Regions from separate parts of the Homo sapiens genome. Here region 1 is linked to region 2. A link is a contact called in ENCODE Hi-C or POLR2A ChIA-PET data. All regions are on one chromosome and are shown on one strand. Each heading gives the region's core, a stretch centred on a gene start or an enhancer-like site at or near the end of the contact. The rest is flanking DNA. Distances are from core to core; before and after follow the strand shown.

Region 1 (7,021 bases), core at 2,825-5,324, 140 kb after region 2:
TACCATCAGAGAATACTGTAAACACCTCTACGCAAATAAACTAGAAAATCTAGAAGAAATGGATAAATTCCTCGACACATACAGTCTCCCAAGACTAAACCAGGAAGAAGTTGAATCTCTGAATAGACCAATAACAGGTCTGAAATTGAGGCAATAATTAATAGCTTACCAACCAAAAAAAGTCCAGGACCAGATGGATTCACAGCCGAATTCTACCAGAGGTACAAGGAGGAGCTGGTACCATTCCTTCTGAAACTATTCTAATCAATGGAAAAAGAGGGAATCCTCCCAAACTCATTTTATAAGGCCAGCATCATCCTGATACCAAAGCCTGGCAGAGACACAACAAAAAAAAGAGAATTTTAGACCAATATCCTTGATGAACACTGATGCAAAAATCCTCAATAAAATACTGGCAAAACGAATCCAGCAACACATCAAAAAGCTTATCCAACATGATCAAGTGGGCTTCATCCCTGGGATGCAAGGCTGGTTCAACATACGAAAATCGATAAACGTAATCCAGCATATAAACAGAACCAACGACAAAAACCACATGACTATCTCAATAGATGCAGAAAAGGCCTTTGACAAAATTCAACAACGCTTCATGCTAAATACTCTCAATAAATTAGGTATTGATGGGACATATCTCAAAATAGTAAGAGCTATCTATGACAAACCTACAGCCAATATCATACTGAATGGACAAAAACTGGAAGCATTCCGTTTGAAAACTGGCACAAGACAGGGATGCCCTCTCTCACCACTCCTATTCAACATAGTGTTGGAAGTTCTGGACAGGGCAGTCAGGCAGGAGAAGGGAATAAAGGGCATTCAATTAGGAAAAGAGGAAGTCAAATTGTCCCTGTTTGCAGATGACATGATTGTATATCTAGAAAACCCCATCGTCTCAGCCTAAAATCTCCTTAAGCTGATAAGCAACTTTAGCAAAGTCTCAGGATACAAAATCAATGTACAAAAATCACAAGCATTCTTATACACCAATAACAGACAAACAGAGAGCCAAATCATGAGTGAGCTCCCATTCACAATTGCTTCAAAGAGAATAAAATACCTAGGAATCCAACTTACGAGGGATGTGAAGGACCTCTTCAAGGAGAATTACAAACCACTGTTCAATGAAATAAAAGAGGATACAAACAAATGGAAGAACATTTCATGCTCATGGATAGGAAGAATCAATATCGTGAAAATGGCCATACTGCCCAAGGTAATTTATAGATTCAATGCCATCCCCATCAAGCTAACAATGACTTTCTTCACAGAATTTAAAAAACTACTTTAAAGTTCATATGGAACCAAAAAAGAGCCTGCATTGCCAAGTCAATCCTAAGCCAAAAGAACAAAGCTGGAGGCATCACACTACCTGACTTCAAACTATACTACAAGGCTACAGTAACCAAAACAGCATGATACTGGTACCAAAACAGAGATATAGACCAATGGAACAGAACAGAGCCCTCAGAAATAATGCCGCATATCTACAACTATCTGATCTTTGACAAACCTGAGAAAAACAAGCAATGGGGAAAGGATTCCCTATTTAATAAATGGTGCTGGGAAAACTGGCTAGCCATATGTAGAAAGCTGAAACTGGATCCCTTCCTTACACCTTATACAAAAATTAATTCAAGATGGATTAAAGACTTACATGTTAGACCTAAAACCATAAAAACCCTAGAAGAAAACTTAGGCAATACCATTCAGGACATAAGCATGGGCAAGGACTTCATATCTAAAACACCAAAAGCAATGGCAACAAAAGCCAAAATTGACAAATGGGATCTAATTAAACTAAAGAGCTTCTGCACAGCAAAAGAAACCACCATCAGAGTGAACAGGCAACCTAGAGAATGGGAGAAAATTTTTGCAACCTACTCATCTGACAAAGGGCTAATATCCAGAATCTACAATGAACCCCAACAAATTTACAAGACAAAAACAAACAACCCCATCAAAAAGTGGGCAAAGGATATGAACAGACACTTGTCAAAAGAAGACATTTATGCAGCCAAAAAACACATGAAAAAATACTCATCATCACTGGCCATCAGAGAAGTGCAAATCAAAACCACAGTGAGATACCATCTCACACCAGTTAGAATGGCGATCATTAACAAGTCAGGAAACAACAGGTGCTGGAGAGGATGTGAAGAAATAGGAACACTTTTACTGTTGGTGGGACTGTAAACTAGTTCAACCATTGTGGAAGTCAGTGTGGCGATTCCTCAGGGATCTAGAACTAGAAATACCATTTGACCCAGCCATGCCATTACTGGGTATATACCCAAAGGATTATAAATCATGCTGCTATAAAGACACATGCACACGTATGTTTATTGCGGCACTATTCACAATAGCAAAGACTTGGAACCAAGCCAAATGTCCAACAGTGATAGACTGGATTAAGAAAATGTGGCACATATACACCATGGAATACTATGCAGCCATAAAAAAGGATTAGTTCATGTCCTTTGTAGGGACATGGATGAAGCTGGAAACCATCATTCTCTAGCAAGCTATCGCAAGGACAAAAAACCAAACACCGCATGTTTTCACTCATAAGTGGGAATTGAACAATGAGAACACATGGACACAGGAAGGGGAACATCACACACCGGGGACTGTTGTGGGGTTGGGGGAGGGGGGAGGTATAGCATTAGGAGATATACCTAATGCTAAATGACCAGTTAATGGGTGCAGCACACCGACATGGCACATGTATACATATGTAACAAACCTGCACGTTGTGCACATGTACCCTAAAACTTAAAGTATAATAATAAAAAAAATGAGTAGTTATATATGTCTTTCTAGCAGTGAGATTTTGCAAAAGACAACTGAAGTATCTCACATGGAGTGACCACTCATTTGGAATTGCTCATTGCCTGGGCAGATGTTAGAAGAATTTGCATTATATTCAATAGCCATGCCTGGTGAAGTCATTGTTGTAATTTGGCTGAAACTAATGCAATATTACTTTAAAATATTATTTTCCTAAAGATAATATAACTTATTTTAAAAAAGACTTAAACTGAATCTTTGGTTCTTCTGAATATTGCATTTTATGAAGTGTGTGGGTGTGTGTGTTTATGTGTGTGTGCAGGGGTGAGAGAGCAAGAGAGAAGTAATTTTTTAAGAAACTGAAAGAATATGTTACAGAATGGGAAGTTGTTTTATTCATGTGTTATTTGATGAGATATTTCTAGCATCTTGAAGATTTATCCATAAGATTTAGAGGCAAAAGAATGGCCTTTTGTTTATAGTTCTCGTTTGGAATCAGATTCATCATTCTTACTTAAACAAAAAGAAAAAAACATATTTACATATTTTCCAAAGTGTAATATTATAGTGAAAAACTTTACAACTGAGTTCAAAAATTTTGTTAGAGAACCTAAAGCACCTAGAGTTATTTCTAATATTAGAAGAATGGAATGTTAGTCTTATGATTCCCCTAAAAGCCCTTTTAAAGATATACAATAGGTGATATTATATATATGTCACCTATGTACACATATGTACATACACATGTATGATTCCTTAATAGCCTCTTTAAAAGGTCTCAGGTTGTCAAAGGAGCACATGAAAAGGTGTTACACTATGGTTTCATAATCCACATGAAGTTTGTCCCTTCAATGATATTTGTCCCCTGACATTTCTGTAGCATGATTGAAATATCTATGTTAGGTTACCAGGGCATGGAGTCAGCAGTATGAATTATCTGTACTTTGTATGGGTACAGATCTTACCTTGCTACTTAATCAGTCAGGATGGACCAAGTGTTGCCACAGAAAAAGAAAAACTCTTTTTTTTTTTGACAGGGTATTGCTCTTTTGCCCAGGCTGGAGCGCAGTGGCATGATCACTGCTCATTGAGGCCTCTCCTGCCTGGGCTCAAATGATTCTCCCACCTCTACTTCCTATCTGGGGCCAGAGTCGCTTGCCACACCCCCAGCTATATTTTTTTTTATTTTGTAGAGACGGTGTCTCATTATGTTGCCCAGTCTGATCTCAAACCGCTGAGCTCAAGCAGTCCTCCCGCTTGGCCTGCCAAAGTGCTGGGATTACAGGTTTGAACCACCACAATCAGGCCCGGAGAACAGCTGTCAAATATCAATGAACTAACAGCAAAGCTTTGTTTTTACAATCACTTTACATGAGCACGTGGATTGGCAGGGGACCTCTGCCCAATATCTTTACACAGAAACCCACAGAAGACTCACTCTTGACACATGTTTGCAAATCACCACTGAACGGAAAATGAAAGATTGTCACTTGCTCTTTGAAATTTTCTTTTAAGTGACCTTGTCACTTCTACCCTCAACTCATTGGCTGAAGCAAGTTACAGCGTGGGCGGCTAACTTCAAAAGGTCAGGGACAGCAATCCTATCATGTTTCCAAAAAGAGAAAACAATGCGAATCATCTAATGCCAATCAGAACTACCATAAATGATTAGACTGATCCCAGGAGGGAAAGGGTTAGTGTAAATTCATTACTGTTGTTTAAAAAGATGCTCGACAGCACATTTGCTGCTAATTAATGGTGTCATGTTTGAAGAAAGAATCCGCAAATGCTTATTTTTAATAATTGAAAAATAAGGAGAGCTTTTTCTTTGATCGTGAATTAGTCTGTGCAGTTGGATGATAAATTACAAGTGATTACAACTACCACTTATGCTGCTAAATTATAGCTCTTCAGCATTGTTAGAAACAAAAAGGAAAGCTGGTCTCCATGGAGGTCATATACATATTTTCTTAGGAGGAGTGAGAACAGGTGTTGAAATTTAAATGGTAAGAACCTTAAGTTCATAGGGAAGACAGCTGAATAGAAACTGAGGGGCAAGCTTGGGGAGCCCTGTGGGATTTTTGCAGGGGGCATGGAGGAGGAAGGGAGTAGAAGAATGCTGGCATTTGTTTATTCATGGTAAGAGGTGCTTTGGTCAAGAAGGGATGAAAATGTTTTCATGTTTATAAAACAGTCATTGATCAACATTCTTTGTCTCTCCCTCTCCATCCCTCTCTTCTTCCCTTCCACCTTCCACTTCTTTCTTTCACCAGTATGACAAAAACTTGGTAGCCTACCATTCTGGATTCTGTCTATAGAACTGGAAATTCCTCTATATACAGAACTTACATTCTAGTAGTTATAACAGTGATAGGTGTATGTAGAAAACCTAAAGCAGAGTAAGAAATACAGAGCCCTGAAAAGCACTACTTTTTAGAAGTGTTCATGGAAGGTGTCTTTGAAGACATAACATTAGAGGAGAGAGAATAAAGTGAGGAAACAAGCCTTGAAATGACATAGAAAATAGCTTTCCAAATGGAGCAAATATTAAGTGCCAAGGCCCTGAGGTAGAACTGTGTTTGTCTGCTATTAGTGCTGGGCCTTCAGAGATGAGTGCTTGCAGGACTTGGTATAGGACCTGGCCCACAGGAGTGGCTCATTGAATATTTGTGGGATGAATGAATGAGCAGATGAATGAATGTAAACCCCATCCCCAAAGAATTCCCACTGTAGCAGAGGATGGAAGTCTGACTAAAGATAACTACTTGGTAGCAATAACAACATTCAGCATTGCTCTTCATTGGGTAGGGCACTAAGATCTTTACATAAGTTATCTTACATAATTCACAAAGCAATACTATGGACACATGTTATTGCTCCCATTTTGTAAACAGAAAGTCAACAGAGATTCTGTTATAATGTTTAAGTGTTTGGACTCCGGAGCCAGACTGCCTTGATTTGAGTAACAGTACTTCCACTTGCCATCTTTATGACCTTAAACAAGTTACTTAACTTCTCTGTGCCTGGGTTTCCTCACTGGTTTTAAAAAACCCGAATATAACCGTTTCAGGACATTGGTGTGAGGATTGTGTGAATTAACATATGCAAAATACTTAAGACAGTAACTGGCACTATATAACTTTTCTTATAATAAATGCTGTCATCATCATTTTCAAGATTATGTAGGAAAATAGGGATGCTAACTGCTTGAGAATTCCACAGAGGTCTTCATAAATAAGATGTTTGAACTAAGATTTGAATGGAAAGGTAGGAATTCTAAAATGTATTCAAGTGGTATGGGTGTGTGTAAATATTTCAGCTAATTCAGCATTGATTTTTTCAGGGGGATTTAAAAAGTATATTTGGTAGTAAATTGTCTCCTTTTTGCTGAATATCAGGCTACTATAATATAAATTCCACCTTGTTCCCCCAAATGCTTCTAGACTTACAACTTGTATACATGAGAATAAAATCATTGTCATTTTCCATCTTATAAGACAAAACATAAATCTAGCCTGGTTTAGCCTCCATTGTCATTAAATAAAAAATAAGAAAATGATCTCCTGTGCAGATAGTCAAATTGAAAAGCTCATGGGTGATAGTTAAAGTTTAATACCCACTGAGGCCATTTTAGGAATAGCAATAATTTGGCTGTGTATAATTGTGTGTTTATGTATGTGTACCTTTATATGCATTTCTACAACACAAGCTGTTACTGAATCAGAGATGTGTGACCTTCTTTCATAGATATAAAAATTACACCTGGAAATATTCTCTGAGTTTACATGAGAGAAGGGAATGGCTTATTTTACACATATAAAATTATACATATCTTCACAGCATCTTAATCCATTTTTTTCTTTAGCCGTGTCTAAATGGTTTAAGAACGCATTACCTAATAAGTTTGGTGTGGGGAAAAATGCCTTAGAAAGGAGTAAAGCAAAATCTATCACCATCTCTCTTTTAATAATAAATATGCAAGTGGATGATTACAAAAGAAGAGATCTGGAGATGACTGAAAAAGAACATTGTGAGGGTGTTGGATTATCGAAATTTTTATACATTAGAATTCAGTGTTTATTTTGAGAATGAAACACATTTTTTCTATTTACATTTACACAAATAAAGTGCCTCTGCCCACAAACAGTCCTTCTATGAGTTAGGAATAATTTTCCTGTGGTATAAATTGGTACTTCTGTTTCTGGCCTTAGTT
Region 2 (7,339 bases), core at 279-2,778:
TCTGTCCACTTTGTTTTAGTGTTAAGGAATAACCAAATAGAGCATTGAGGATTATAATATTGAGTGCCCAAGAATAGTAATCAAAAATCTGCCAATAAAGATGCTATAAAATTGGATGAGTTCGTAATGTCTTAAGCAAATATTAGGGATTTAGGTACGTATTAGGCAGATATTTGGGGATTCTAAACATGTGTTCCCATGATGGGAGTGTAACACTTGGATAGAAAGGAAGTTACCTAATTGTGATCATTTTGGGGAATATTGAGTGGGCAGGGATGAGGGTGGGAGTGGGTAGAGGTGGGGGTGACTGCAGTATAGTGTACAATTCACTGCAGCCTGCGTGGTCTCCCTCGCTCCTTCACGATTTTCCCTCTTCTTCAAAGTTTGTGTCAGGATGTCTTCCTGGCCATTCAAGTGGAAAGATACATTCCTAACAGCTTGGTTGTGAGGAAAGTAATATTTTTAAAGGTATGATTCAGTTTCAAGATGAAATTTTTGGAGCTCGGGAATGATTTTTAACCCCCACCCTCTCCCCGCCAAATTCAGCAAATGGAAGAAGCAAGGCCCATCCGAGAACTATTCCCAGGCACCAGCTCAAGGCGGAGGGCTCATGGGGAAGCTGAGTGACCTGCTAGGGCCCAAATCCGTTTTTGGCCTTTGCCCTAAAACAGTTCCCCGATGAGAGTTTGGAAGGGGCAGAAAGGAAAGTAACTATCTGGAGCAGGCGAAGAGTAGCAACGCCTCGGGTGCTAAAATCGGAAACCCCACCCCCTACCCCACAACCCTTTCCCAAAGGTAGTAGGCTGAAAGGGGGAATTCCTCGCGGGCGCCGACTCGCTCGCATCTCCTGAGAGGCAAGTTTCTTCGCAAGCGTTAGCCACCTGTGTGAGGCGCTCTGGGTGGGAAAGGTGGCGTGGGAGAAGCGACAGCTCGGCCACACCGCTCGGGAGCTTTCCTTAGTGAGGCCGGCCGTCAAAATACCTCCAGAACTCAGAGCTTTGATGATGCAGAGTCCCCTATGCCTCGTACGTCGCTAGGATCGTAGCTCAACATTCTCCAGGCTGGTCTGCTCTGGAGTCAGCTGAGGCCTCCCGAGTTTGCCCGGGGTCCTCCCTGTCCCCTCCCTCCCACCTCCCCACCCCCGAAGTAGCGCTCCCGCCTCGCTCCACCCGCACACCCCCGGCGCGCCTCGGAGGCTTATCAGGCTCCCCGCACGCCCCGCAAGCTTCCTTGGGCGCCCGGCGCGAGGGACTCTGAGAGCCCAGCCGCTGCCTCGGAGCCCCCATTCACGTCCCCTCCTCCCGCTCCCCCGCCACCGCGCCTCCGACTCTTCTCCCCCGCGCCGCGGCGCCCACCGCGTCTCAGGTTTAATCCCGGGTTGGACCTGCTGGTTTGCTCTCCCCGCTCTGAGCCTCACAGCCAGCCCAGAGAAGTGGAATCTGCACTGAAACTCTGGGTGGCTGGAGCCGGCGGACTGGGCATGCTCAGAAGCCAGGGCTGGCTTTGGTCTCAAGTAGGAAGCTTTGGCACTCGGGAGGCAGCGGCGACTTTGGGGAAAGTTGATCGGAGAGGGGAGGAAGCCTCAAGACGCGGAGCAGCGGCAGGAAGGAGCCCCCGGCAGCCCGGAGGAGCATGGGCACCTTGCGGGATTTACAGTACGCGCTCCAGGAGAAGATCGAGGAGCTGAGGCAGCGGGATGCTCTCATCGACGAGCTGGAGCTGGAGTTGGATCAGAAGGACGAACTGATCCAGAAGCTGCAGAACGAGCTGGACAAGTACCGCTCGGTGATCCGACCAGCCACCCAGCAGGCGCAGAAGCAGAGCGCGAGCACCTTGCAGGGCGAGCCGCGCACCAAGCGGCAGGCGATCTCCGCCGAGCCCACCGCCTTCGACATCCAGGATCTCAGCCATGTGACCCTGCCCTTCTACCCCAAGAGCCCACAGTAAGCAGGGGTGACGCGCCGGGTCCATGTGGCGCCCTGGCGATGGGGAGCTGCGGGTCTCTGTATTGTCTGTCGGCCCCCGCCCCTCCCGCTTGCCATGTCTGTCCTCATCCTCAGAAATGTTTCATTTTAACGGGCACTTCTTGCGGGGCTGTGCACGTTTCTCAGAGCCAGACTCACTGCACATACGTTGCCTTCGTGTCTTTGTCAGATGTCAAGGTATTATTTTTAAATATACATATACATTCGTATAAGCCACCTAGTGTACGTAGAGTTTGAACACGTCCCAGGTGTGTGTCCGACCGTGTGTGTGAGTGTGAGAGAAGAAATAAAAAGCCCCCGTCTCCCAAAAGCCCTGGCAAACCAGCCCAGCTGGAAAATCCTAAATGCAGGCTCATCAGACTTGAAATGAAATGCGTCTGATCACCCATACTTTCTATGCTTTTGTGGCTCTCCCGGATTTCTCTACCTGCTGGCGCTTCACGCTGGTACCCTTCAAACCTGACGTTCTTGTCATCATCAAAGTGTGAAACATAAGCAAATAGGCATAGAAAAAGGAAGAATTTTTGATTTCCTGAATTGGATGACATTTACAATCCATAAATGGAAGACTAGTCTGTTGATTTTGAAGAAATATTTTTTCATAACATATGAGGGAGAAGATTGCTTATTTTACTTAAGAAACGTGCATAATGTTACTAATGGAGCATCTCCATCTCCCAAGAGGTGGTTGCTTGTTTCCAGGGTCAGATACAGATAAGCACACTTATCTTATTTAAAACGTGGACCCATTGTTTGCCTTACTCTTGGCTTCTAATGCAACCACTCTGGCATTGTTCTAGCCTTTTAGGGAACTGTGCAATTCTGATGTTAGTGGGCTTCATAACTTGGATGGGAAAAATTTAATGAAACTTGTTATACAACACTCAACTCAGAGTTCATATGGAGAGTAAAGCGACAGGAACATGAGGTTAACAGAATGTGGGAGAGCACCCAAAAGAACGGCATTTTAAATTAATAGATAATAACGTAATTGATAAAACCAAGGATATTGCTGCTTACTCTACTACTAACGAAATCACATTGGCTGGATGGCACGTGTTACGTAATAATGCAAGGTCCATCGAAACCCTTCACTTCATAAATACAACAAGTTAATATAAGGAGAAAGTAAATATTTGATTATCTCTATTTGTATTTATTGGATGTTTTTTGGGGAGAATCACAGCATGTACCAATTACTACTTTTGAAAACTTAGAGTTATACCTATACATGTTGATTCCCATGGAACATTTGCTGTTCATGCAGGCTTAGTTTAGGGAGGAGTTTGTATTCTGCGAGGGAGTTGGAAAGAGACAATAAGGATAAACATTTCTGAGATTCTGACCTTACCAAATTGCCCTAATAGTTCAGCAGACTTAGATCTGCCTTAGAAACCTGAGTGATCTGAATAAACTTCAACTTTCTCTGGTAAATTAATTTGCAATCCTGACATGCCTGACTGTTTTAGCTAACGAGGTACATGACCATCTCTCCTGGGCCAAGTTTTGCATAATGAAAAAATAACTCAAAGACAGCTCTCTGCATCTTTAAACATTTCATAGGATCTCATTTTTGTATCCGCAGGACTTTTGAGTGACACAGAGCAAACTCTGCTTTTACAAAAAGACCACTTTAATAGGTTTCATAGTGAAGCATGTTGAAGCCAGCTGATAACTCCAGTTACACATTCCATCAGAGATTTACAAGATTCTAGGCAGTAGGGAATGAGCTATACAATGTGATAAGTTTAAAAGCCTCTTTGTACATGACTTGTAGAATATCTAGATTGAAAAACAAACAAACGAAAAAGGTCCAGAGTGGAAAATAAAGCTGGTGTGGCAAATAATTTACAGCATCCCATTATAATAACATTTTATCTATCATTATAATAACATTTTATCTATCAAACAACACTGTGTGTCCTGATACTGATTTCTTACTAATAACTTGTATTTTAAAGGACTCAGCTCTTAAGGTATTGCCATGATGCTTTGGGTGACTCTGAAGTATTTTATTGAGGAAAATGATAGAATGCCTTCCAAGCTTAAATAATTTTGGAAAAACATCTGTTCTTTTTTCACACTTACATAAAGAAAACTAGAAAAAAATTGGCTTGAGTAGTAGAAAGTGTACCTTTCTTAGGGAAAAAAGAAGTACATTGTATGCAAAATGAATAAATCTTATGTTGTTTGAATGGTTGTACAAGGTAGCTCCACAAAGAGTTAAGAAAACCTGCCAAACCAAAGAAGACTTGTTTGCCTTTCAATGTATTTCACTATGAATAATTTGATTACACGGACTTACTGGCAACAAGTGTTTGTGTCTTTGTATTTCATCTTTACTACATCTTAAATGTAGCCATCTTTCTTAAACATACATATAGATTATTGTGAGTTTCCAGTTAAAATGAAACTATCTAAATAGACACATTAATTTCCAGTTTACGTTCATGCTAGTTTTTGATTCTCTTTTTTTTAGATGTAGGTAACTGCCCCGCTAATGTTCTGTTCATTTATCTGATATATGCAAATATATCTGTTTAGTTTTTACTTACTAAGGTTGCCTTCTGAGGATTATAATTTTTTTTAGTTCTGGTTTCTTGGTAAATTTGGTCATTTAAAAATAGTATAAAATGTAAATTAACTTAATAACTTGAATCATTTTAACATTTTTGGCTTGGAATTTTTCCTTTAATGTGGGAATTGGAGGGAAGGTTCTGTCAGATTCCAGCACTGAGCCAGGACACTCCTGCTATAACTATGAGGTAGGAGGAGGGTTTTTATTGGTCTCTTTCACAATCTGTATAGATACAATACTTATGTGAAGGAAAGAACTGATGTAGCAAATTGGAATCTGTATTCCACTGCTACCAAATAACTCCTTGAGAATGTAAAACTACTAAACTATATTTGGAAATAAACTGAGCAAATAAACCCTTAAAATGAAAAACAAAACCTAAGCATTCATTATGTGAGATCAGATAGCCTGTTGATTGCCTATATAGAATAGTTCTTATGGACTTAAGTAATTTTATTTCATGAAGTTTCATTCCTGAAATTGATTCTATATCATGTTAGAACATTCAGTCTCTGAAATTTTGATCTAAACCCCTTATCTTTTGAAAATATTCCCAAATCTTTTCCATTTTCATGTCACAGGGTTTCAGTCATTTCAGTTGGATTATATAGACTTGAGTTCCTAAAAGTGGTTAGTGTCTTTGTATTTTTGTAAGCTGTTGCTTTCACTCCATGTTCTATTTTGTTTCCTTTCTTTTTCCTTTGTTGTTGTTGTTGAGACAGAGTCTCACTCTGTCACCCAGGATGGAGTGCAGTGGCACGATCTTGGCTCACTGTAACCTCCGCCTCCAGGGTTCAAGCAACTCTCCCATCGCAGCCTCCTGAGTGGCTGGGATTACAGGCACGTGCCACCAATGCCTGGCTATTTTTTTTTTTTTTTTTTTTTTTTAGTAGAGATGGGGTTTCGCCATTTTGGCCAGGCTGATCTTGAACTCCTGAACTCAGGTTATCAGCCCACCTGGGCCTCCAAAAGTGCTGAGATTACAGATGTGAGCCACCACACCTGGCCCCTGTTTCACTTTTTCATTGCGAAGTACTTTGGAGGAGTTGAGGATAAAAATATTTATTTATATTTATTTATTTATTTATTTATTTATTTATTTATTTATTTATTGAGACGGAGTCTCGCTCTATCGCCCAGGCTGGAGTGCAGTGGTGCCATCTCAGCTCACTGCAAGCTCTGCCTCCCGGGTTCACACCATTCTCTTGCCTCAGCCTCCTGAGTAGCTGGGACTACAGGCGCCAGCCACCACGCCCGGCTAATTTTTTTGTATTTTCAGTAGAGACGGGGTTTCACAGTGTTACCAGGATGGTCTTGATCTCCTGACCTCATGATCCGCCTGCCTTGGCCTCCCAAAATGCTGGGATTACAGGTGTGAGCCACCGCACCCGGCCTATTTTTATTTTTAAGGAGGCATTCATTTTAAGAGATTATTTAATCTTTTAAACTTTATACTGATATATCTCAAGAAAAACAAAATGTTCCTAAAGACTGTATATTAAATTCTGTTGGAAGTTGAGAGAATTCTAGAATTCTAGTGTAATCATAGATGGCATAATATTAAAACATAGATGGCTTGAAAGGTAGAAATTTAATTCCAAAAGTGCCCTACATCTCAGTTCAATACTTCTATGGGATTGCCTGTGACATGCAAAATATTGTAAGGCATTAGAGGTAAGAGCTACATAGGTCCTACCATCCAGGAGTGAACAAGGGGTTAACAATACTGCACAAGTAAATATTCTAGAAAGTAGATAGAGTAAGGTAAGTCACAGGGGAGATAACTAAGAGAGTTGGCAAAATATAATCAAGCCTGTTTGGTTTTATGGTGTCAGAAACTCATGTGGAAGTAGAAGGGTTTAAAGTAAGTATTTGAAGAAGGGCTATGATTTAGGTGAGTGGAAATGAGAGGAAAGAGGGAGGGATAGAGATAGGGATTGGGGAAATACATTCCAAGCCATTAGCAAAGTGACAGCACAGAAAAAGAAAGCAGGGCCCCTCTGGGAATTGGGAGCAACTAGTGGCTGTGCTAAAGTACTGTAGTGGGAACTGTGGAAAAGCAAGTTTAGGCCAGTGAGAATGAGAATCTTGGTTTCTATGATTTGATAAAGTAGGCGAGAGGGCATTCTTTTGGGTTTTAGAATAGCTAAGGCTCATTTGTGTGTGTGTGTGTGTGTGTGTGTTTTACACCAAGGACTAATAGTTACCCACTAATGCAGTTCTGAATGCCAGAATATCAGTTCAGCTTTCTTACCCCCACCATCACAGTCCTGTTAATAGTCGTAACTATATAACTAGGTAAGAGTAGTTAATTGAAGCAAACAGCAGATGATTAGAAGTCTTAAAGAAACCAAGTTCCAAGTTCCTTTTTCCACTCACTTCCAAATGTTCTCATTGAAAGTAATCTAACTTGATGCCACAGACTAGCACTGCAGATTCCTCACATACCTAGGCAAACTGAACATCAATGAGAATTGAACCTGAAGTTGTTTTTCGAAAGTCATCTTTCTTGTTTTTGTGGAGGAGTTAAATTCCAACCTAATGTTATTCTAATAGAGTTTCTAATTTAAGGTTGATTGTTAATTTGACATTACAGTTTATGCAGTAGAAATGAAGTCCCGGGAGCATTTATAAAAATGTATGAGACCAGCGTGCTAAAACCCTATTAGGGTATTTTGAAGCACAGTCAAGTTGCATGCCCCCAAAATGGGTCTTATAATGAAGATACTGGTAAGCTCTTAAATAGAATGGCTCTACTACCTGCCTGAGAATATAA

What was found. Hi-C counts contacts between places; a loop is a spot of excess contacts on that map. ChIA-PET counts read pairs that join two places held with the same protein, here RNA polymerase II (POLR2A). Pooled maps may share reads with other maps.
Region 1: a map of IMR-90 shows a loop between it and region 2 (2.9-fold over the local background). The contact joins the enhancer-like site here to the promoter of PRKG1 in region 2. A Hi-C loop is called at or near these places in 4 of 168 maps with a recorded cell type or tissue (IMR-90, heart left ventricle, right cardiac atrium and 1 more) and 6 of 50 pooled maps. POLR2A ChIA-PET finds 5 or more read pairs at or near these places in 1 of 52 experiments (CD4-positive, alpha-beta T cell).

What each region holds. Positions count from the first base shown.
Region 1 is chr10:51,210,662-51,217,682 of GRCh38, forward strand. All of the region lies in intron 2 of PRKG1 (protein kinase cGMP-dependent 1), which reads left to right. Among named protein-coding and RNA genes, the nearest start is that of MIR605, 85 kb to the right of the region's middle. Within about 2 kb of position 4,075, at least 2 of the 41 ENCODE cell types and tissues checked have a DNase peak (open chromatin) inside an H3K27ac peak, as active enhancers do.
Region 2 is chr10:51,072,959-51,080,297 of GRCh38, forward strand. It overlaps PRKG1 (protein kinase cGMP-dependent 1), which reads left to right and starts at 1,529. Exons shown (of 18, transcript NM_006258.4): 1 at 1,529-1,943. The coding sequence starts at 1,633.